Linked DNA regions of Homo sapiens: regions 2, 3 and 4 are each linked to region 1. The links are chromatin contacts, found by Hi-C or POLR2A ChIA-PET in ENCODE. All regions are on one chromosome and are shown on one strand. Each heading gives the region's core, a stretch centred on a gene start or an enhancer-like site at or near the end of the contact. The rest is flanking DNA. Distances are from core to core; before and after follow the strand shown.

Region 1 (5,272 bases), core at 1,986-4,485:
AATGGGTTATAAGGACATAAATATGAAACTGGCATTTCATAAACAAACAAGACACCTCAGGCCTATGAAAACTTGTTGCCTTACTATTCCCTTCTCTCTGCAGTCTTCCTAAGGTGTAAGTTTTTCTGGATTTTGTCTGCTTCCACAGTTTAGGTTCCTTGGCTCACTTCCTTGCTCCAAAACCAACGTCTCTATTGACTTTTATATTTTAAAATTAAATTTTAAATATATGAGTGATGCTACCTTGCTAAAAGAGAGAGAGAGGCCGGGCGCGGTAGCTCACGTCTGTCATCCCAGCACTTTGGGAGGCCAAGGTGGGCAAATCACGAGGTCAGGAGTTCGAGACCAGCCTGGCTAAAATGGTGAAACCCTGTCTCCACTAAAAATACAAAAAATTAGCTGGGCGTAGTGGCAGGCGCCTGTAATCCCAGCTACTCGGGAGGCTGAGGCAGGAGAATCACTTGAACCCGGGAAGCGGAGGTTGCAGTGAGCTGAGAGCGCACCACTGCACTCCAGCCCGGGCGACAGAGTGAGACTCTGTCTCAAAACAAAAACAAAAACAAAAACAAACAAACAAACAAAAACAGAGAGAGAGGGAGAGAAATGACCTATAATGCTTAAGTTCCCTTTGACATTTACTTCTCCCCCTTTACCCTAAATCCTCTCTTCTCTCCCTAAAGGTTACCATTAGCAGGAGTTTTGTGTGTATCCCTCTATAAAATATATACTATTTTTATACTAATTATATCACATAGTATTCTAACAAATCCTTCTCAGTTCCTGCAGTCTACGTTTCTGATGGTCTTAACCTTTTTTAGCTTAAAGTACCTCTTTGTGAATCTGAAAAGCTGCCTATACTTTTTTTAAAAAAATCACATATCAACACATATAAAATGTCATAAGTTTAATATACAAGAAGCCCATCCACATGGAATCTATTCATCTCAGGTGAACAACTGTTTTTTACTTTTAAGTGATAGCTTCCTTTTTCTTGCAAGCACTCATCGTAACTATTCAAAAGCCAAAAGTAGTGACCCAGAATCACACAGATGCGGCTCAAGATCAATGCATGCTGTTCAATTTGAAACCAGAATGTGTCTGTCACCTCCTAAAAAAAAAAACAAAACCCAGTATATATCTCCCATATATAATTGGACATAATTCTTTTTTATTTTTATTTTTATTTATTTATTATACTTTAAGTTCTAGGGTACATGTGCACAACGTGCAGGTTTGTTACATATGTATACATGTGCCATGTTGGTGTGCTGCACCTGTTAACTCATCATTTACATTAGATATATCTCCTAATGCTACCCCTCCCCCTACCCCCACTCCCTGACAGGCCCCAGTGTGTGATGTTCCTTACCCTGTGTCCAAGTGTTCTCATTGTTCAATTCCCACCTATGAGTGAGAACATGTGGTGTTTGGTTTTCTGTCCTTGCGATAGTTTGCTAAGAATGATGGTTTCCAGCTTTATCCATGTCCCTATAAAGGACATGAACTCATCCTTTTTTATGGCTGCATAGTATTCCATGATGTATATGTGCCACATTTTCTTAATCCAGTCTATCATTGATGGACATTTGGGTTGGTTCCAAGTCTTTGCTATCGTGAATAGTGCCGCAATAAACATACGTGTGCATGTGAATTGGACATAATTCTTGCCTGACTTTGACCCACTCTAACTCAGTGCAATTTAATTATCTATATTTCACATAGCTATGCCTGATCACACACACAGGTTCATTCCCTCAAGAATTCTGATCACCAAATTTGCTATTCCAGTCACATTACCGGTAAGAGATCAATGTATTTGATATATGGTCTTGCAAGACCAAGTTTTATTAATTTTTTTCCCTCTGAAGGAGTGGTGAAATTATACTCTATCTTCTCTGTGCTGGAAGTTCACAAGTTTTTGATTATTCAAAAATCATAAAAGGCCAAGAGGTCTTGAAGTAAGTAAAAATAAGTTCAGGTTTACCAACAAACTCTACAGCCTTAAGTTACTTTCTGCCGGCCAAGGTTTTCTCATCAGAAAATGAGGACAAGTGTTTGACCTAGAATTTGGGAAATCTGACTAGTGCTGTACTGTGCTAAAATTCACTCTTCTTATGTATAACGTTGTTTTATTATTTTATTAGTTGATGGCCTCTCAACCGTACCCAGTAATAAGAGAAACTTTACCCTCTAATTAGAAAATAATGGATATCTACTTTTGGCCTGCTGTGGCAGAGGAAAAGGCAGTTACCCTAGGACTGGTTTTGAAATAATCTTTCTAAAAACAAAGAAAAAACTACGTTAATTTTGGATTCTTCCCGATAACACATATATTTGATCCAATAGAAAAATGATGTCTAAATTACTTGTCAGATAAATTGATTATCTTTTCCAGATTATTACATTACTATTTAAGGAAGAAATAACTTGGCCATAGTATTTTCACTGTCACACACGATCACACACAGCTCATTTGCTCTTGGCACCCTTACAGACACTGAAATACAAGCACAAAGAAAGCACGTTTATATAACACAGATCACCAGTTACTCAATTACGGCCACACACAAAAAAGCAGATATACATACAGATACCCTTCATAAGCAAACCACAATAGAGATCTGTGTAAAATCGTCTTACTCTGTTAGACGATTCTACACAGTTATAAAATCCCATTACTACGCAGCTTAAAGTACAAATCACCTCACACCCCACAGCAGGAAGAATCACACACAGGCAGAAACACAACCATACACACCCGGCCACGGAAAGACTCTCAGTCCACCTGGCATCTCCCATTGTCACACACACCCCAAGGGCCTGGGAGGGCACACACAGGGTCCTCTGCAAATCCGAGGTTCCGGCGGGTCCCCGCACCGGCCCCAGCTCCTCCCCCGCACCTGCCTGGCCGGCGGGTCCCACCCTCTCTCCTGCCAGGGGTAGACCCTGGGACCACTCAGCTCGCTCTCGCAGGCCCTGAGCGTCTGACGCCTGCGCACTGAGCGCGGGCGGGCGGGCACTCCCAGAAACCTCCGGGGCGCTGCAGGCGGGACAAGCAGGTTCCACAGGCCGAGCCCACGAGCCCCTCGAGGGGTGAGCGGCCCGGGCCTCCTGGCGTTCTGGCCGGCTAGCCAAGCGCTGGACTACATTTCCCAGAGGCACGGCGTCCGGAGCGCTGGACTACATTTCCCAGAGGCACCGCTCCCGGAGCGTAGCTTCATTTCCGTTAGTTTGCGAGATTTGGAGGCCTCGCGTGGGGAGAGGGCCGCGTCTGTGGAGGAGCTTGGCTCCGCACCTGCTGGGCTGGCGAACCCGAAATTGGGCTTGGAACCCGGGAGCCAGATCTTGGACCCTGAACTGCACCTCTGTCAAGGTAGGAGTGTCCGGGATGCCGGAGCGGACACGCGCGGAGAAAGCGTCGCTGGGGTTACTCGTGTGGCCGTGTCTCCGGTTTTGTGTGCAGGCTACAGCCTGCCTGGTATTGGCGACTGCCTGTGCATACACGACTGGACGTGTGTGGCTGTGGTTTTGTGTATGAGCATTTGTATGAGTGTGAGTTGTGACTCTGAGGGTGTTTGTGACTGTTTGCTTACCTGGCTGGGATATACTTATGTGACTGTGATTTTATGTGTGCCGCGTGTATAATTGGGGTTTGCCTGTGACTATGAAGTGTGTGACAGTTGTGACAAGAGTGTTTGGATGTTCTTGTGTCACTTTGAGGTTGTGTGTAAACCTGATATCGTGGGATGGATTTGCCAGTAAATTTAAGGTGTGTGACAGTGTTGCTGTGACACGGTGTTTATTACCGCGTGTTTCCCTGATTTCGTACTGGGTTGGGTGACTGTCTGATTGTGTGTGACTGTGGGGTTGTGTGTGCTGTTTTCATGACTGTGTAAAGAGACTAAAATTGCAGCTTTGAAAGGGTGTTTTTGGCGGTATGTGTCTCTGACAAGGTGCTTGGATGTAATTATATGCCTTGTACTTAATGGGATTTTGTTTGAGACAAGGTGGTCTAACAATGTAGCATAATTGGGTGATTGTGCCTCTAGCTGTGTAACTGTGGAAATGTGATTATGTGTGACTTTATGTGGCCATTTGTATATTCTGTGACCTTATGGGGGTTTAGTCCAGTACAGAAGTAAATTTCTTTTTGGTATTTCTGGGGTTCATTTGGGGCTGAGGTCTGCCTATGGATTGTGAGTCCCATGTGGCTCTGTGCTCCTCCCATGTGGCTCTGAGGACTTAAGGACTTTTTGATTTGACCACAGTGGCTGCCCTTTCATCCATGGCCTGTATTGCTTCATTTCTGTATCCATCCTCGGTTCACCTTGGGAAATGTAGTTACTTACGAGTTCACGACTTCTTCCCTGCGTCCTCTTGCCTTATAGCCTTAAGGGGATTGGGTGCAGGGAAGTGGCAAGAAGTAAGGAAGTCAGACATTTGGACACCTGAGTGATGAATAGGAGTTATTTGCAAGTTACAGACCTGGTCTTAGGATGAGAATTTTAGGGCTGATAATACCTTCAAGACAGCCACTGGATGCTGTGCGCGGTGGCTCACATCTGTAATCCCAGCGCTTTGGGAGGCAGAGGCGGGTGGATTACCTGAGGTCATGGTTTCACCATGACCTCTACTAAAAATACAAAATTAGCTGGGCGTGGTGGCGCATGCCTGTAATCCCAGCTACTTAGGAGGCTGAGGCAGGAGAATTGCTTGAACCCGGGAGGCGGAGGTTGCAGTGAGCCAAGATCAAGCCACTGCACTCCAGCCTGGGCAACAAGAGTGAAACTCATTCTCTAAATAAATAAATAAATAGGCCACTGGAAATATAATGGGACTCCAGGAGTGGGAATAGTTTCAGAGGGAGTGCTTTAGGAGACAGCCACCCAGTTCTGAACCTGAAGCACCCCACTGCAGGACTGTCTCCAGTGTACAGCTTTGAATACAGAAATAAATTCAAGCCCAAGACAGCTGTGACCTGGCCCTTCTTTCTGATACAGAAGGTAGAAGACTTATTCTAGTCTCCTCCTGACTTTTCTTTATGTTAAATGAGATTAAGAGGATGGAGGAAGAGGGTATGTTATAATTTAGCATATTCCCCAAGAAAGGCCTAATATCTCATTCCATTTTTCTTTTTCTGAGAGTAGAGCCCAGAGGAGAAAGAATGGCTGTTTCAGTAGCAATGTCCAAGGTGAGTATTTCCTCTTTGTTTCCTGAAATACCTTTGTTATTACAGGACATAGACATTTTTGTTTTCTTTTTGAAATTTCTT
Region 2 (5,272 bases), core at 1,393-3,892, 960 kb before region 1:
CCTAAGGCCTTCCCTCTGCAGCGCATGCTGACAAGGCACCTCAAGTGCCACAGCCCCGTGCGCCGCCACCTGTGCCGCTGTTGTGGCAAGGGCTTTCATGACGCCTTCGATCTCAAGCGCCACATGAGGACTCACACTGGTGAGCAGTGGCAGGGACAGGGAAAAGTTGCTGGGCCCCAGGTGGGGATGGAAGGAAATGGAGAGAGGTGCTGGGCTGTGGAGTGTCCATGGTTTGTGTATGTGGGGTATGGAGAATCAAGACATGATGTCTCTCGGACCCCAGTGGGTGGGTGTAAGGTGGCACCAAAATAGGGGCCTGTCACGGAATGCAGAGTGCAGACGGATGCCGGTTATACGATTCAGGCTCCAGATCGAAAGGCAAGGGAAGGCCTCCCTCTCCATCCCCCAGGGGAGGGAGCATCCTGGTGAGGGAGAGTGGAGACACAGGTGTCTGGCCCATGTCTGCACTGGGTGACGGTAGCAGATGGTGGGTCATGGGCGGAAGAGTCTGAAGAGCTTGGAATAGGTACCAGAAATGCTCAACACTGGAAAGCAGGGTGGGGGCGCTTTAGTCCAGAGCCCATTGCCCTCTCTGTCCAGCCCTCCCCTCTGCGCCCATCTGTGCAGGGATCCGGCCCTTCCGCTGCAGTGCTTGCGGGAAAGCGTTTACGCAGCGCTGCTCCCTGGAAGCTCACCTTGCTAAGGTGCATGGACAGCCGGCCAGCTACGCTTACCGTGAGCGCCGCGAGAAGCTGCACGTGTGCGAGGACTGCGGCTTCACCAGCTCCCGGCCCGACACCTACGCACAGCACCGCGCCCTGCACCGCGCAGCCTGATACGGTGTGCCAGCGTCCTCCCCACGAGGCAAATAAACACAGAAAACTCACGCATGGAATCTGGTGTTTATTACACTCGGGGGAGAGAGGAGGTCACTCGGTCCAGCGGTGGCCGCAGTGTGGGGCTGTGCACACGTAGTAAAGGCGCATGGCGTCCTGGCAGAAATGATGCATGGTTAGGAAGGATTTGGACCCAGCAGCGCCTTACCCCAAAAGAACAGGCAAGAGAACTTCACCAATAGGTAAGGGCCCGGCAGAGTTCCAAGAAGCGCAGGGTCACCCACATTGATATCCCCGCCCCCAGAAAGGACCAAACAAGCCCCAGATACTTAGAAAGCCCTCGCGCCACTTACCTCGGCCCGCGCACTGTGTGACTGGAAGAACACAGCCTCCTTGTGGCCGCACCTGAGAGGGTAGGGGCTCGGTCACCGGAGGCTTCACACCCTTCCCTCCTCCCTTCGCCCAGTGAGGAGACGAGCCTCACTTTACCTCCCCAGTACCAGCTGAACGCTCACTTTTGGCACGGGTGGTCCTCGGTCCGCGGCAACGTGGGGTCCTGGGACACGTCGGCGATAATCTGGGTCAGTTCGCTGCAGGGACGCGGGGGTGCAAAATTACGCTCAGACCCAGCCTCCAGAGCCAACACCCCCGCCCCCAGCTCAGGGCCCGCCACTCACTCCACTTCGTGCGTGATCTTGTTGACATAGATGCAGCTGTTGTCGGCCTCCTGCTGGTAATCACAGTTCCGGCACTACGAGAGGGCGAGTGTGGGGGAAAGGGGGTCACGGAAGGATTCCAGACAAGATTGGGAGGAGAGGGCAGGGTGATCCCGGAGGATATGACGACAGGACTCTCTTTGGGGATGGGCAGGACATGAGAGTCAGGATCACTTGAGGTGCAGCGGAGGGCGAACAGGGAGTCCGATCACAGAGGCAGGGGGCAGGGCGGGGCCACGCTGGGAACAGGTGGACCTGCCGGGGAAGACCCCGGCGCTCACCGCGTAGAGCAGAATGCGGTTCTCCTTGTCTTCCTTGGGGTACAGCATGTTGTTACTGTGGGGAGGGGGAGGTGCCAGGGGTTAGTTCTGGAGCCATTCCTCGCCCGCCTTCTAACATCACCCGCTCCCTCCGCCTCACCATTCCTGGCAGAAGCGAATACCCACGAAGCCCGGCTCGTAAGTCCCGTCGGGCTCCATGGCGACGCGCAGCCCGCGCAGCCCTCCCAGCCTTCCGCGCTTGCTCCGCCGCGCTACAGGTCGCGGGAGGGGCCAGGCCTAGGTGCTTCGCCAAAAGAGGGCGGAGCTGCGCACACGTGCTGGCTCCCCGCCGCCTCGGGCTCGGCTCTCTCCGCGCAGAGGTTTCATGGCTTGCTTCAATCTTTTGATATCTTAGAGTAATTGCTTCCAATTTTTGGGCATCGCCGCCTCAGTTTACAGAATAGTATGGATCTGGTGCCAGAGCCGGGAAAACGATGCGCATCGTAAACCGCAAAACACTGAGCATCCAGGACAGAAGCCAAGGCGCTTGGCTTGGTTGAAGGCCAGTGCGCATGCGCGAGTTTACCCTTCGCGGACTGGGCGAGCTCTTGCCACTCCTACCTCCGGGCTTCAGTCTTCGCCGCCTGTTCTGGTCCTTTCCCGGGCCGCTATTGGAAGAACCGTGAACTATGGAAGGCCCCTCTGGATTGGCTGGGCTGGCCCAAGAGTAAGGAGAGCCCTCTTCCTGGCGGTGGGGAAGGGACGGCGGCGATTGGCGGACGCTCCTGGCAGGAGAGCGCGGATTGGTCAGGCACGGAGCAGGAGGCGGGGCTGATAGCCCAGCAGCAGCAGCGGCGGCGGCGGCTGCGGAGCGGGTGTGAGGCGGCTGGACCGCGCTGCAGGCATCCGCAGGGCGCGGCAAGATGGAGGTGACGGGGGTGTCGGCACCCACGGTGACCGTTTTCATCAGCAGCTCCCTCAACACCTTCCGCTCCGAGAAGCGATACAGCCGCAGCCTCACCATCGCTGAGTTCAAGGTGTGGCCATGGGGGCGGGGTCCGGAGGGGCGGGGCGAAGAAATTGGGGGGTTCCCGGAAGGGGGAGGCTGGGAGGGGCCGGGGAGTGACTGGGCGGGCCCGGAGGTGATCCCAGGCTGCGGAGGCTGGGGACCCGGTCGCGGCGGGGCGGGTCCGGAGAGAACTCGAGAGTGCAGAGATGAGGGCCGGGTCCAGCGAAAAATCCGACGGTCCAGAGGGCGGGGGCAAGAGGCGAGGGGCTGGATTGCGGCCCCGTGCGTCCTGACTGGGGGGTCTTTTGGAGGAAAAGGGACGTGGCGATGGTCATTGATGCAAGGGGCGGGGCCTCCGTGGCCTCCTTCTTCTCACCCTGCCTCCTCCTCACAGTGTAAACTGGAGTTGCTGGTGGGCAGCCCTGCTTCCTGCATGGAACTGGAGCTGTATGGAGTTGACGACAAGTTCTACAGCAAGCTGGATCAAGAGGATGCGCTCCTGGGCTCCTACCCTGTAGATGACGGCTGCCGCATCCACGTGAGGACTCTCTATCTGGGACACTCCCCCACCCCACCTTTCATTTGGTTATTCAACAGACACTTGCTGGGCTTTGCCCTCAGTCATACCCGAGATAGGTCCTGCCTTCGTGGAGCCTCCAGTGCAGCCTGACGAGAGACAGACCCATCATTAGACAGGGACAGCCTAGAGTGGTCTGGGCTGGGATCAGGAAATCCCAGGGGACTGGAGCCACCAAGAAGAGGTGCCTGACTCCACCTGGGAGAATCAGAGAGGGCTTCCTGGAGGAAGGGATGTCTGAGCTGAGGGATGAGGAAAGGGTGACTTAAGAGAAAGAGGTGGAAAGGAGGGAGCAGGGTGTACAGAGGCCTAGAATGTGAGGTAGGTCACAGTGAGCGACCAGGCTGGACAGCTTGGGAGAAACCAGAACACAGGATCTCTTTGTGCATCCACTCAGTACATCCTTTCTGTCTTTTTTTGAGACAGAGTCTCACTCTGTCACCCAACCTGGAATGGAGTGCAGTGGCACTATCGGGCTCACTGCAGCCTTCACCTCCTGGGTTCAAGTGATCCTTGTGCCCCAGCCTCCCGAGTAGCTGGGATTACAGGTGCCCACCCAGCTAATTTTTGTATTTTTAGTAGAGATGGGTTTTTGCCATGTTGGCCAGGCTGGTCTGGAACTCCTGACCTCAAGTGATCAGCTCACCTTGGCCTACTAAAGTGCTGGGATTACAGGCGTGAGCCACCAAGCCCAGCCCCTTTCTGTCCTTATTCCCTCCCGACCTCACTCAGTCTGTAGCAGCCACATTGCTCCTTGCACAGTCCAGGTGAGCTCGGCCTCTGGATCCTGGGCCTGAATGGTTCTTTTGTCATATGCCTGCGTGCCTCACCCTTCCTTCCTGTCTTAATTTAAAGTGTCAGTATTCTAGTGAAGTCTTCACCGGCCTCAGTGTTAACGTTTACCTCATTCCTTTCCCCTTCTTTGCTTTATTTTAGATTTTTGTGTTTACAAGTAATTCTCCTCTGACACACTCTGGATTTCTCTCATCTGGTTTATTTACTCTCTGTCTCCCTGGATTCGAGTGCCCTGAGGGTGGAAATTTTGATCACTATAATTCACTACTGTGTCCCCAGTACTTGGAATAGTGCCTGGGACAGGGAGGATAGTCCGTGAATCGTTTTTTGTTTTGTTTTGTTCGAGACAGAGTTTTGCCCTTGTTCCCCAGGCCGGAATGCAGTGGTGTGATCTCAGCTCACTGCAACCTCTGTCTCCTGGGTTCAAGCTATTCTCCTGCCTCAGCCTCCCAAGTAGCTGGGATTACAGGTGTGCACCACCACGCCTGGCTAATTTTGTAATTTTGTATTTTAAGTAGAGTTGGGGTTTCACCATGTTGGCCAGGCTGGTCTTGAACTCCTGACCTCAAGTGATCTGCCCACCTCAGCCTCGCAAAGTGCTGGGATTACAGGCATGAGCCACCACGCCCAGCCCTGTGAATCATTGTTGAATGATGAATTGAATCCATAAAGTAAGACCACAAGGATAATGTAATTATCCCCATTTTGCAGAAGAGAAAATTTAGCTTCAGGGTGGAGTTTATTTATTTATTTTTTATTTTTTTTGAGACAGAGTCTTGCTCTGTCTCCCAGGCTGGCGTGCAGTGGCATGATCTCGGCTCACTGCAACCTCCGCCTCCCCGGTTCAAGCGATTCTCCTGCCTCAGCCTCCCGAGTAGGTGGGATTACAGATGCCCGCCACTACACCAGGGTAATTTTTGTATTTTTAGTAGAGACGGGGTTTCACCATGTTAGTCAGACTGGTCTCGAACTCCTGACCTCAGGTAATCCGCCCACCTCGGCCTCCCAAAGTGCTGGGATTACAGGCATGAGCCACCGCACCCGGCCCAGAATCTACTTTCTTAAGGATGAACTGTCAG
Region 3 (5,272 bases), core at 1,752-4,251, 700 kb after region 1:
ATGACCAAGAACCCAAAAGCAAATGCAACACAAGTAAAGATAAATAGATGGGACTTAATTAAACTAAAAAGCTTCTGCACAGCAAAAGAAATAATCAGCAGAGTAAACAGACAACCCACAGGATAGGAAAAAGTATTCACAAACTGTACATCCAACAGAGGACTGACATCCAGAATCTACAAGGAACTCAAACAAATCAGCAAGAAAAAAACAAATAATCCCATCAAAAAGTAGGCTAAGGATATGAATAGACAATTCTCAAAAGAAGATATACAAATGGTCAACAAACATATGAAAAAATGCTCAACATCACTAATGATCAGGAAAATGCCAATAAAAATCACAATGTGATACCAATTTGCTCCCTAAGAATGACCATAATTTTAAAAAATCAAAAGATAATAGATGTTGCCATGGTTGTGGTGAAGAGAGAACACTTCTACACTACTGGTGGGAACAAAAACTAGTACAACCACTATGACAAACAGTATGAAGATTCCTTAAAAAACTAAAAGTAGAACTACCATTTGATCCAGCAATCCCACTAATGGGTATCTACCCAGAGGAAAAGAAGTCATTATATAAAATTATTTTATTTTTTTTTCAGTGATAGAGACAGGAGTCTCACCATGTTGGCCAGGCTGGTCTCGAACTCCTGGCCTTAAGTGATCTGCTGGCCTCAGCCTCCCAAAATGCTGGGATTACAGGTGTGAGCCACTGCACCCAGACAGAAGTAATTATATGAAAAAGACACTTGCACACACGTTTATAGCAGCACAATTGCAAAAATATGGCAACAGCCTAAATGCCCATCAACAAGTGGATAAAGAAAATTTGGTGTACGTACACATATATATACACTATGGAATACTACTCAGCCATAAAAAGGAATGAAATAACAGCATTGGATGCAACCTGAATGGAGTTGGAGACCATTATTCTAAGTGAAGTAACTCAGGAATGGAAAACCAAACATTACATGTTCTCATTTATGAGTGGAAGCTAAGCTATGAGGATGCAAAGACATAATAATGATATAATGGATCTCAGGAGGCTGAGGCAGGGGAATTGCTTGAACTCAGGAGGCAGAGGTTGCAGTGAACCGAGACTGCGCCACTGCACTCCAGCCTGGCCATAGAGCAAGCCTTTGTCATAAAAAAAAAAAAAAAAGCCGGTCGTGGTGGCTCATGCTTGTAATCCCAGCACTTTGGGAGGCCGAGGCGGGCAGATCACGAGGTCAGGAGACTGAGACCACGGTGAAACCCAGTCTCTAATAAAAATACAAAAAATTAGCCGGGCGTGGTGGCGGGCGCCTGTAGTCCCAGCTACTCGGAGAGGCTGAGGCAGGAGAATGGCCTGAACCCGGGAGGCAGAGCTTGCAAGTGAGCCGAGATCGCACCACTGCACTCCAGCCTGGGCGACAGAGCGAGACTCTGTCTCAAAAAAAAAAAAAAAAAAAAAGTAATATTTAAGAGGTGGTCTCTTGAAGTAACTAATACAAATTCTGTTGTTAGTCTTTTAGGATATGACTTTCAGATTTAAGCTCTGATACTTAATAAAATGTGTCTTAAAGTCTCATTGGTAAATTGGGAGAAAATGTCATTTAGCATATAAAATAGTCTGAAGATGAAGTAAAATAATCCACATAAGGCTGGGTGCGGTGGCTCACGCCTGTAATCCCAGCACTTTGGGAGGCCGAGGCGGGTGGATCATGAGGTCAGGAGTTCGAGACCAGCCTGGCCAAGATGGTGGGATTACAAGCATGCACCATCACGCCAGACTAATTTTTGTATTTTTAGTAGTGATGGGGTTTCGTCATGTTGGCCAGGCTGGTCTCGAACTCCTGACCTCAAGTGATCCGTCCGCCTTGGCCTCCTAAAATGGTGCGATTACAGGCGTGAGCCACCACACCCGGCCAAATATGAGAACGTTAATGAGATTCAGCTCAATGGCTCCCAACATCTACTGGAAAGAAAGCAGATTGGTATTAGGACATTCAGACACATTTCAGATGAAGTAAAACATACTCTAAAACCAGTAACCTTAGGAAAGAAAAAAGCCAACTAGCCTAAACATTGAGTTTTAGATGTGAAAGAATTTTTTTCCTCCTCATTAGAGTCCTTTTGAGGAATAGCAGGACCAGGGAGGGAGAAAAAAATCATGAGTTATCAGGCCTTTCCTTGAAGCACGGAATGCCTCCTTACACAATACCCTCCACGCCTTCCCTGTTCACACACTTTAACACATGGAGGTAGGAGAGAGGCTGGAATCTGGGTATGAGTTCACAGCAGGTTCCTGGGGTCAGAGCTCTGGGAAAGACGAGGTTCTGAGACAGGTAGCTCGCTCTCAGAGCTCACAAAGAAATAACCTCCCAGGCGTTTCCAATCTCACAGCAAGTCAATGCCTTCTTGCTGGAAAACTTGATGTAGAGTTCAGTATCCAACTTCCCTCTTGCAGACATTTTTTGTGTGTGTCAGCCGCAAGCAGCTGTGAGGAGGGAGGAGAGAAGCAGCAGCCGGGAACCTACAGCCAAGACTCAAAGTGACACCGCAGTGCCACCGCAATCAACGTACATGAAAAGGACAAGCACCTCATATCCCCGTCACGCAAGCACAGCCACTCACTCACCTGTCACAGCCTCACAACCGCACCCACCGTCAAGGAGGCACATCCCAGCCTCTCACACGCAGTTTCTCTGTCACACACTCTCAAACATTCCCCATCTGACATATACAACATTCTCTCACGTGCGCACTCAAATACCCTCCTCTGCTGTTCATGCACCCACGGGCCTGAGATTCCGATAACAACTGGCCGTCCACACTAGAGGCTTCCACGGTTAAAGGGCTTCCTCCACCACCCCGGCTGGTTTAGGTTGGGCTCCAACGTAACTTGATTGCCCAGAGCCCTCCCTGCGAGTACTCTGTGCCTGTTATATACTGAAATGAGTTCAACCCACCTTGCAAAAGAACCACGCGAAAACGGAAGGGAAGCCATAGATTGGGTGTTCCCGTTGCCCTCTGGGAAATGTAGTTTAAGCCTAAAGCTCCATGACCGCGGTGGCTTGTGGGAAAAGTGGCTCGGAACCCCAAATCCCGGTTAGATTGCAGGCACCGCCGGACGCTGGCTCCCGGAGGTTTTAGTTTTCCCTCTACCAGGAGTGTGAAGACACAGAGACTTATTGCGCTGGCGAAGATGGCTGAGGCGAAGGCGTGTCCGACTTGTCCTCGGAGTTCTGAGGGTTTCAGTGACCCCAGAAGGCTGAGAAGTGGAATCCGAACTCGAGGCTGCCCGAAGCCTCGGGCTGTTTGAGTGTAGAGCCGGTAGGGGAGGGCTTTCAAAGTGTGGCCGCGAGGGCGAGCGTGGGGGATCGGTTATGAGCTCCCGAGGGCGGGGACTCTGCTCTGTGTCCCCTGAGGAAGTCCAGTCTTGTTATAAGGTATGAGAAAAGTAACTTTTTAAAAATGGACAAATAATAATTGTATGTTTTATATACTGATAGGGTACAATATGCTGTTTTGATCTATGTTTACAATGCGAAATGATTAAATCAAGCTAATTAAATCCATCACCTCACTTTTTTGTGGTGAAAACATTTAAAATCTACTTTTAGCAATTTTGAAACATGCAACACATTATTTATGTAGTTGCTATTCTATGCAATCGATTAACAAAGTTTATTTCTCCTGACTAACTGAAATTTTGTACTGTTTTAATTAACATCTCCCTTTTCCCCATTTTTCAGTCTCTGGTAAACACCATTCTTTGCCTCTTAAGAGTTAGACTTTTTTAGATTCCACAAATACCACTTATGTGGTATTTGGTATTTATCTTTCTGTTACTGGCTTCTCTCACTTAGCATAATGTCCTCCTGGTTTATCCATGTTGTCACAGATGACAGAATTTTCCTTGTTTTATTTTTATTTTTTATTTATTTTTTAAAAATCTATTTACTTATTATTATTTTTTGAAACGGAGTTTCGCTCTTGTCACCCAGGCTGGAGTGCAGTGGCACAGTCTCAGCTCACTGCAACCTCTGCCTCCCCTGTTCAAGCGATTCTTGTGTCTCAGCCTCCCAAGTAGCTGGGATTATAGGCATGCGCCACCACGTCGGCTAATTTTTGTATTTTTAGCAGTGACAGGGTTTCACCATGTTGATCTGGCTGGTCTCGAACTCCTGACCTCAGGTGATCCACCCACCTTGGCCTCACAAAATGCTGCATTTACAGGCGCGAGCCACTGTGCCCGGCCGATTTTCCTCTTCTTAAAAAGTGAATAGTATTCCTTTATATATACATATATATATGTGTATAAGGTTATATACATAATATATATAATATGTAACATTTTCTTTATCCACTTATAACATGCTGGACACCTAGGTTGCTTCCGTATCCAATGCAGAATAATGCTGCAGTGAATGGTAGTGCAGTTATCTCTTCAGCATGCTGATTTCAATTCCTTTAGCTATACACCCACCGGTGGGGTTGCTGGAACATATAGTAATTCTATTTTTAGTTTCTGATGAATCTCCATATTATTTTCCATCATGGCTGTATTAATTTACATTGGGAAATGTACGTACTTTTGATGTTGTTGTGAATGGACTGGTTTATTCAATAAATTGTGTTAGGTACATTGACTAATAGTGTGTAGAAGTAAAGTTATATTTACTTAATTCTTAAAGGTATAGTCAAAACAGACTGAATAATTAAATGTAAAAATGATCTGGAGAAAACCTTTTTTTTTTTTTTTGAGATGGAGTCTCGCTCTGTTGCCCAGGCTGGAGTGCAGTGGCGCGATCTCGGCTCACTGCAATCTCTGTCTCCCGGGTTCAAGTGCTTCTCCTGCCTCCCGGGTTCAAGTGCTTCTCCTGCCTCAGCCTCCCAAGTAGCTGGGATTACAGGCATGTGCCACCACACCTGGCTAATTGTATATGTTTTAAAAAATTAACTTAGGAATAGATTTTCTAAGCTAAATTGAAGGGAAATGCTAAGGAAATAGTGAGATTTTACTTGATAATTATGTGTCTGAATGAATCAGCCAATTAATAAAATTAAAACAGACCTCGGGCCATGGTGCATGCCTGTCATCCCAGTACTTTGTGAGGCCAAGACAGAGATCGCTTGAGTCCAGGAGTTTGAGCCCAGCCTGAGCAACACATCAAAACGCTGTCTCTACAAAAAAATACAAAAATTAGCCAGGCGGGGTGGCTCATGCCTGTAGTCCCCACTACTTGGGAGGCTGAGGCAGGAGGATCACCTGAGCCTGG
Region 4 (5,272 bases), core at 1,131-3,630, 580 kb after region 1:
CCAACCCGGGCAACAAAATCGAAAACTCCGTCTCAAAAAAAAAAAAAAAAAGAAAGAAAAAAGAAAATTGTGATTAAACAGGCCCTGCATAAATGGTGACAACAGGGAAATCAGTGTGACTGAAAAAATAATTTCTACCAGTTCCTGAGTATTGTATCTCATCAAGACCCTGAAATAGTTCTGTGAAGGATTACAATCCTGGTTCATGTCATTTCCAAAGTGATTAAGAGCCAGTAAGAACTGCAGACAAAAACAAATGCTCATTTCACAGCAGCTACTTAATAACTTGCATTTACCCCTCCTCAGCTCCAATAAATAACTAATCATTAAATACCTAGCAATTTAATATTTAAATATTACATTGTTGCAAAATAACTTAAAAACCTTTATTGTAGTATACAAGATTCATATGTAACAATTTCTTGATGATTCTTATTTACAACAATACTTCTCAATATTACATTATACTTTTTTCTTATGACTAAATATAAACAAAATTCTTATTATTGCATAACATTCCATCACATGGAGTGTGATTTAACCATTTCCATACTGCTAGATATTAATTTTATAAAAGAACATCCCGAAAGTCATTACCAGTTATTTCATTTCTAGACAGTGAGAATCAATGTTGTTGGAGCTTATACAACTCTGATAATACCATGAAATGATAGACTTCCTCGCTCCACTGAAAAAATTAACCATTTACAAATACATACAACAATTCTGTATATAATCTTAAAATATCTTTGTTGCCCTGAAAGCTCATAAACAGAGTCCAAGGACTTATGTTACCAATCCCTGTTCTGGTCCACTGCAGGGTCTGGCTCATTTTCCTGCTTGCAAGCATCCATCATAATTACCTTCACATTTGCATTGGTCTTGGAAATACACAAAGCTGATAGGAAATGACTGAGCATCATCATTTTAATACCAGTAGCTAGTATGAATTAAGGACTCACTATGTGCCAGGCACTCTCCTAAGAGCTTCACAAATATTAATTCATGTAATCTTCAAAACAACACCGTAAAGTATACACTATTACAATTCTGAGGAAATTGAAGCACAGATTGCTTAAACTCGTTCAGATTTAAGTGGCAGTCAGGATTCAATTCCACTTAATCTAGGCTCGAAATTCTTAACCACTACACTACACCTCCCTCAGTCGATCCAAGATATACCCAAAATAAACTCATGCTGCCAGACCTCAAACCACATCTGGCTGGTACCAAAAACTTCCACTCATGAATTTCCTGGAAAAAAAGAAATCTCCACTCCTACCCCAGAACCATTAAACATATCTAAACCCTAAAAAACAAATAAAAACAAAGTATGAACATTAATCTCCAGCACGGGTATTTCCATATCATCAAGATCCTTAGAAAAACAGCGCTCACAGAGTAATTGAATTTGCAGCCTACAGTTAACTAACCATGTGTCTAACTATAGAACAGCATGAAGTGGGCACTAACAACGGGAAATCTATTAATTAGGTCCCCTGCCGTTAACTAGGTAGGGAAATCCTAAGGCCCAAATCAATGAATAAATAGATCATTCCTAAGCAGGATTTTAAACGGAAGGAACTCGAATGCATTTCACAGAAACAAAGCAGCAGCACGAACTCACAGGGAACCGGCTTTTAGAAGAGCAGCAGCGATTCGTTTCTCCTTCTCAAGCGCCTTCTCTGGAAACTGGCAGGGCTGGGGAAGCAGGCAGAGTTCAGGACACCCCAGGCTTTTCTTGACTCGATTGGAACCCACCCTCCACGCTTCCCTGGCCCCAACTAACCGCCACCTGCATGCACAAATGGAAACGACAGGGCAGAGGGTCAGCAGTCACCCGCGTCTGGGTTCGCAGCTCCGGGTACGCTGTAGTTCCGCACCCGGTTGCCCACGCCCGGGACCACCCACTGTGTCTTTTCGGAACTGTCCAGCGTGTCCTCCTAGACCCCAGACACCCACCCCAAATCTAGGTCCCAGCGTTTTGCAGGGGACCTTCATCCTGGGGCGTTCACCTCTGACTTCCCTCTTGGGCCTTTTCGCTACGGCCGAGCCTAAGTGGCTGAAGCGCGGACGAGGATGCGCGGGGCCTCGGTCTCCAACTGCACCACAGGCCGCACCCACGAACCTGGTCCGGCACAGTTACTACCGCCCGGGCCTCCAGGCCTCAGGGCTGCAGAAGCTCAGTCCCGGGAAAAAAAGCACACCGGCCTGAGGCTCCACAGGAACCTTTTCTCCACCTTGGCCCGGCCTGCAAAACCTGGCCCACTCCGCGCTCTTTTCCCTCAGAAAAGCAGCGGCCACAGTGGCGCCCGGCTCCCAGCCCCAGCCTCACCCGACTCAGAGGATAGCCCAGCCCTGGGAGTCAGCGGCGCCAGAATACGGGAGAGCGCCTGTCTCCGTCGCGAATGCGCTAGCGCGCGGGGGGGCGGAGGCAAGTCCCGCAGCTGCTCCGGGCCGGGAGGGGCGCGTGGGGCCGGGTCTCGGCGGGGATAGTCGGGCCGGGGAGACGGAGCCAGAGGGGCCGCAGTGTCCCTCGCCTCAGGCCTCTACCTGTAATGGCCGCCCCGTGACTGACCAGTGCCATTAAAGATAATCCAGGCCTGCTCCCCTGTGGACACTGCGGTCCAAAATTTAAAAAAACAATATTCCGCCTTTTTATTTTTCATTTGGTTCTCGGCTCGGAGACAGGCGGAGGCTGCGAGCCCCGCCCCGCCCCCAGCGACGCCTCACCGGAACCTTTGGAAATCGGCTTCTGCCTCGAGTGCGCAAGCGCGCGGGGGGCGAACGCTGGGGCCCTTCAGGGAGCAAGGGAGAAGTGTGGGGCCGCACCTGCCGAGGGGTCGGGAGGTTTGGAGGAGGGTGGAGGTTGGCTACAGGATCCCGATGGGGATGGAGTGTTCAAATCTAGGCCTGTAGCCGTGACCCTGGCGTGAGTTGGATGGAGGAAACCCCAGTATCGCGAGCCTGGACCAAGGCGCGGCGCGTGCTGCCTGTGGTGTTTGCTGAGTGACGGCCGCCGCGCCCCCGCGTACCTGGACCGAGTGCCTGGCCGCTGGCGGAGTAGTGTTTCCGTGCACGGGGCTGCTGCGTGCGCGTGTGCCGTTCTCTAGCGGGGGATTAGGATGGTGCCGCAGAGAAGGCTGCGCGGTGGTGCCTGACTCTGACGCTGGCTGTAGCGGGTCTCTGGGGTCTTTGCGGTTTGTGTCTGCGTTTGTGACGTACCTGACATCGGATCTGTGACTGTGGCTCTGCCTCATCCAGCGTTATTTCCAGAATCCTTCTGATAGGGCAGCGCTTCTGGTTCTGGTTTTCCATGGAGACGGTTTGTGGGTCCCTATGAAACTGAGTGTTGGGATTTTGATTATCTGCATCTGGCCCTTGTGTGCCCTCAGGACTGTGGTGTTAGGCAAGTAAAATAATTGCAGGAAAAAAAATTGGAAAGGAATAAGGTTGCTATTACTTCCAAATGATGGAATTGTAGGACTGTGTCAGAAAATTGAATAGGACACCATGAAACGGGAGGGAGAGGCATTTTATTTTCTTCCATACCTGGTCTTGGAATATTCTAACAAATGAGATTTGTTTTTTCCCCTTTGTTCCTGGATGAACTCTTGGATAAATTCAATGTCTCCAAGCATTCTTGGATAGTAAGTTTCTTTGATCTTTAGTTGAAAGATCAGCCTCATTTTCGTAGCTAAAAATACCTTTAGTAATAAAAATGTTCATTGTAATACTTCATTTAAAATATTTAAAACTTTCTTCTTTCTCCTTGATCTCTTCCAGATATCTCAAGTTTTGGTTAAGTGAATATGTGGAGTATATGTACTAATTACGTCAATTATTTTCTCTTTAAAACCAAGTACATTTCTTACATGAGTTTGTTTATCAAGGATTTATTGGTTTTCTTTGTACTTGTTGCTATTTTTTAGAAATGTTCCAACAGATATGTTAAATGTTCATCGATTATTTTTTCAGTGGTTCAAACATCGGAGTAGAATCTCTCTTCCATTCTGTGGCTGCAATTGGACTGTACAGTTGTCCTAAAATTTACCGTCATTGTTTTCCTAAGTTTGATTCTTGTTTCCTAGAATTCAGCTAATTTTTGCTAAAGTTCTTTTCCAATAAGTTCCTTAAGATGCATGTATTAAAGATGTTTTTTAGTTCTTTCATGTTTGAAATTTTTTTTTTTTTTGAGACGGAGTCTCACTCTGTTGTCCAGGCTGGAGTGCAGTGGTGCAATCTTAGCTCACTACAACCTCTGCCTCCCCAGTTCAAGCGATTCTTCTGCCTCAGCCTCCCGAGTAGCTGGGATTAAAGACGTGCACCACCACGCCTGGCCATTTTTTTTTTTTTTTTTTTTTTTTTATAGTTTAAGTAGAGATGGGGTTTCACCATGTTGGCCAGGCTGATTTCGAACTCCAGACCTCGGGTGATTCGCCCACTTAGGCCTCCCAAAGTGCTGGGATTACAGGCGTGAGCTACCGCGCTGGGCCTGAAAATGTCTTTATTCTGCCTTCACACTTTGCCTAGATTCAGAATTTGGAGGCGTCACTTCACAGTGTTCTAGTAGCTAATGTTGTCAAGTCTAATACCAATTGTTTTCTGTTCCTTTTTAATTTCATGTCCCACTCCCACCAACGCCCAGATACCTATTGCCACCTGTAATCCACAATGCACTTACATTTCATAATTTATGCACTTGGCATGTATGTTTAAACATTTTTTTCTGCTAGTTATAGGGCAGCACTTTATAGGTCTGAACATTTTTCTTCCTCTTTTTCTTTTTTGACAGTCCTCTATCCTTCTGAATTTTTGTTCTCTTGTCCTGGAATTTGTATTTCATGGAAGGACTTTTCATGAGCTGTATGTTTTGTCTCCTATTTTTTCTCTTTTTCTCTTACTTTGGGAAATTTTGTTGACTTTACAGTACAATTGTATTTATTTTTAATTTGATAATCATTTCTAATTTCCAAGAGCTCCTTTATATTCTGTAATTTTTATTTCTTCATAGCCTTTCGTTTTTATTATGGATGCAATAAAACCTCTAATCTCTCAGAGGGCAATTAGTTTAAAGTTTTCTGGTGCTTTTTTTTTTAATCTATTTTTGTCTTTTATATCCAAATCAAATTCCCCCTTTACAAAAAAGTTTGAATTGTTCTCTTTTTATACTGGATACTTCCCTGAAATGTGTGGTAATCCTTGCCTCTAGTCATGGAGTGAATCTTCTCAACCTGACTTCAGAGCCAGCCGTTTCATTGGGAGATGTGAG

The links. A loop is a pair of places that touch in the nucleus more often than their neighbours do. ChIA-PET counts read pairs that join two places held with the same protein, here RNA polymerase II (POLR2A). Pooled maps may share reads with other maps.
Region 2: a loop to region 1 is called in a map of CD8-positive, alpha-beta T cell, with 4 times the contacts of the local background. The contact joins the promoter of TBCB here to the promoter of ZNF420 in region 1. A Hi-C loop is called at or near these places in 2 of 168 maps with a recorded cell type or tissue (CD8-positive, alpha-beta T cell and mammary epithelial cell), 7 of 37 single-sample maps with no recorded cell type and 12 of 50 pooled maps.
Region 3: a loop to region 1 is called in a pooled map, with 15 times the contacts of the local background. The contact joins the promoter of ZNF573 here to the promoter of ZNF420 in region 1. A Hi-C loop is called at or near these places in 11 of 37 single-sample maps with no recorded cell type and 22 of 50 pooled maps. POLR2A ChIA-PET finds 5 or more read pairs at or near these places in 3 of 52 experiments (A549, CD4-positive, alpha-beta memory T cell and WTC11).
Region 4: a loop to region 1 is called in a map of gastrocnemius medialis, with 4 times the contacts of the local background. The contact joins the promoter of ZFP30 here to the promoter of ZNF420 in region 1. A Hi-C loop is called at or near these places in 2 of 168 maps with a recorded cell type or tissue (gastrocnemius medialis and naive thymus-derived CD4-positive, alpha-beta T cell), 10 of 37 single-sample maps with no recorded cell type and 14 of 50 pooled maps. POLR2A ChIA-PET finds 5 or more read pairs at or near these places in 1 of 52 experiments (HepG2).

The regions. Positions count from the first base shown.
Region 1 is chr19:37,075,198-37,080,469 of GRCh38, forward strand. It overlaps ZNF420 (zinc finger protein 420), which reads left to right and starts at 3,236. Exons shown (of 5, transcript NM_144689.5): 1 at 3,236-3,373; 2 at 5,148-5,191. LOC105372390 (a long non-coding RNA gene) reads right to left here and starts at 3,000. Exons shown (of 2, transcript XR_001754095.2): 1 at 2,901-3,000; 2 at 1-1,108. RefSeq lists a silencer at 2,692-2,981 and an enhancer at 3,072-3,311.
Region 2 is chr19:36,112,826-36,118,097 of GRCh38, forward strand. TBCB (tubulin folding cofactor B) reads left to right here and starts at 2,643. Exons shown (of 6, transcript NM_001281.3): 1 at 2,643-2,849; 2 at 3,216-3,359. The coding sequence starts at 2,736. POLR2I (RNA polymerase II subunit I) reads right to left here and starts at 2,050. Exons shown (of 6, transcript NM_006233.5): 1 at 1,973-2,050; 2 at 1,834-1,888; 3 at 1,514-1,587; 4 at 1,352-1,426; 5 at 1,190-1,241; 6 at 884-992. The coding sequence starts at 2,031. The coding sequence ends at 930. It overlaps OVOL3 (ovo like zinc finger 3), which reads left to right. Exons shown (of 4, transcript NM_001302757.2): 3 at 1-139; 4 at 628-886. The coding sequence ends at 836. RefSeq lists enhancers at 1,034-1,545, 1,564-1,693, 3,284-3,373 and a silencer at 2,884-2,973.
Region 3 is chr19:37,776,585-37,781,856 of GRCh38, forward strand. ZNF573 (zinc finger protein 573) reads right to left here and starts at 3,002. Exons shown (of 5, transcript NM_001172690.2): 1 at 2,960-3,002. RefSeq lists enhancers at 2,490-3,153, 2,945-3,239, 2,946-3,295, 3,154-3,816.
Region 4 is chr19:37,653,085-37,658,356 of GRCh38, forward strand. ZFP30 (ZFP30 zinc finger protein) reads right to left here and starts at 2,381. Exons shown (of 6, transcript NM_001320669.3): 1 at 2,336-2,381; 2 at 1,628-1,795. RefSeq lists a silencer at 2,337-2,526 and enhancers at 2,550-3,537, 2,937-2,986.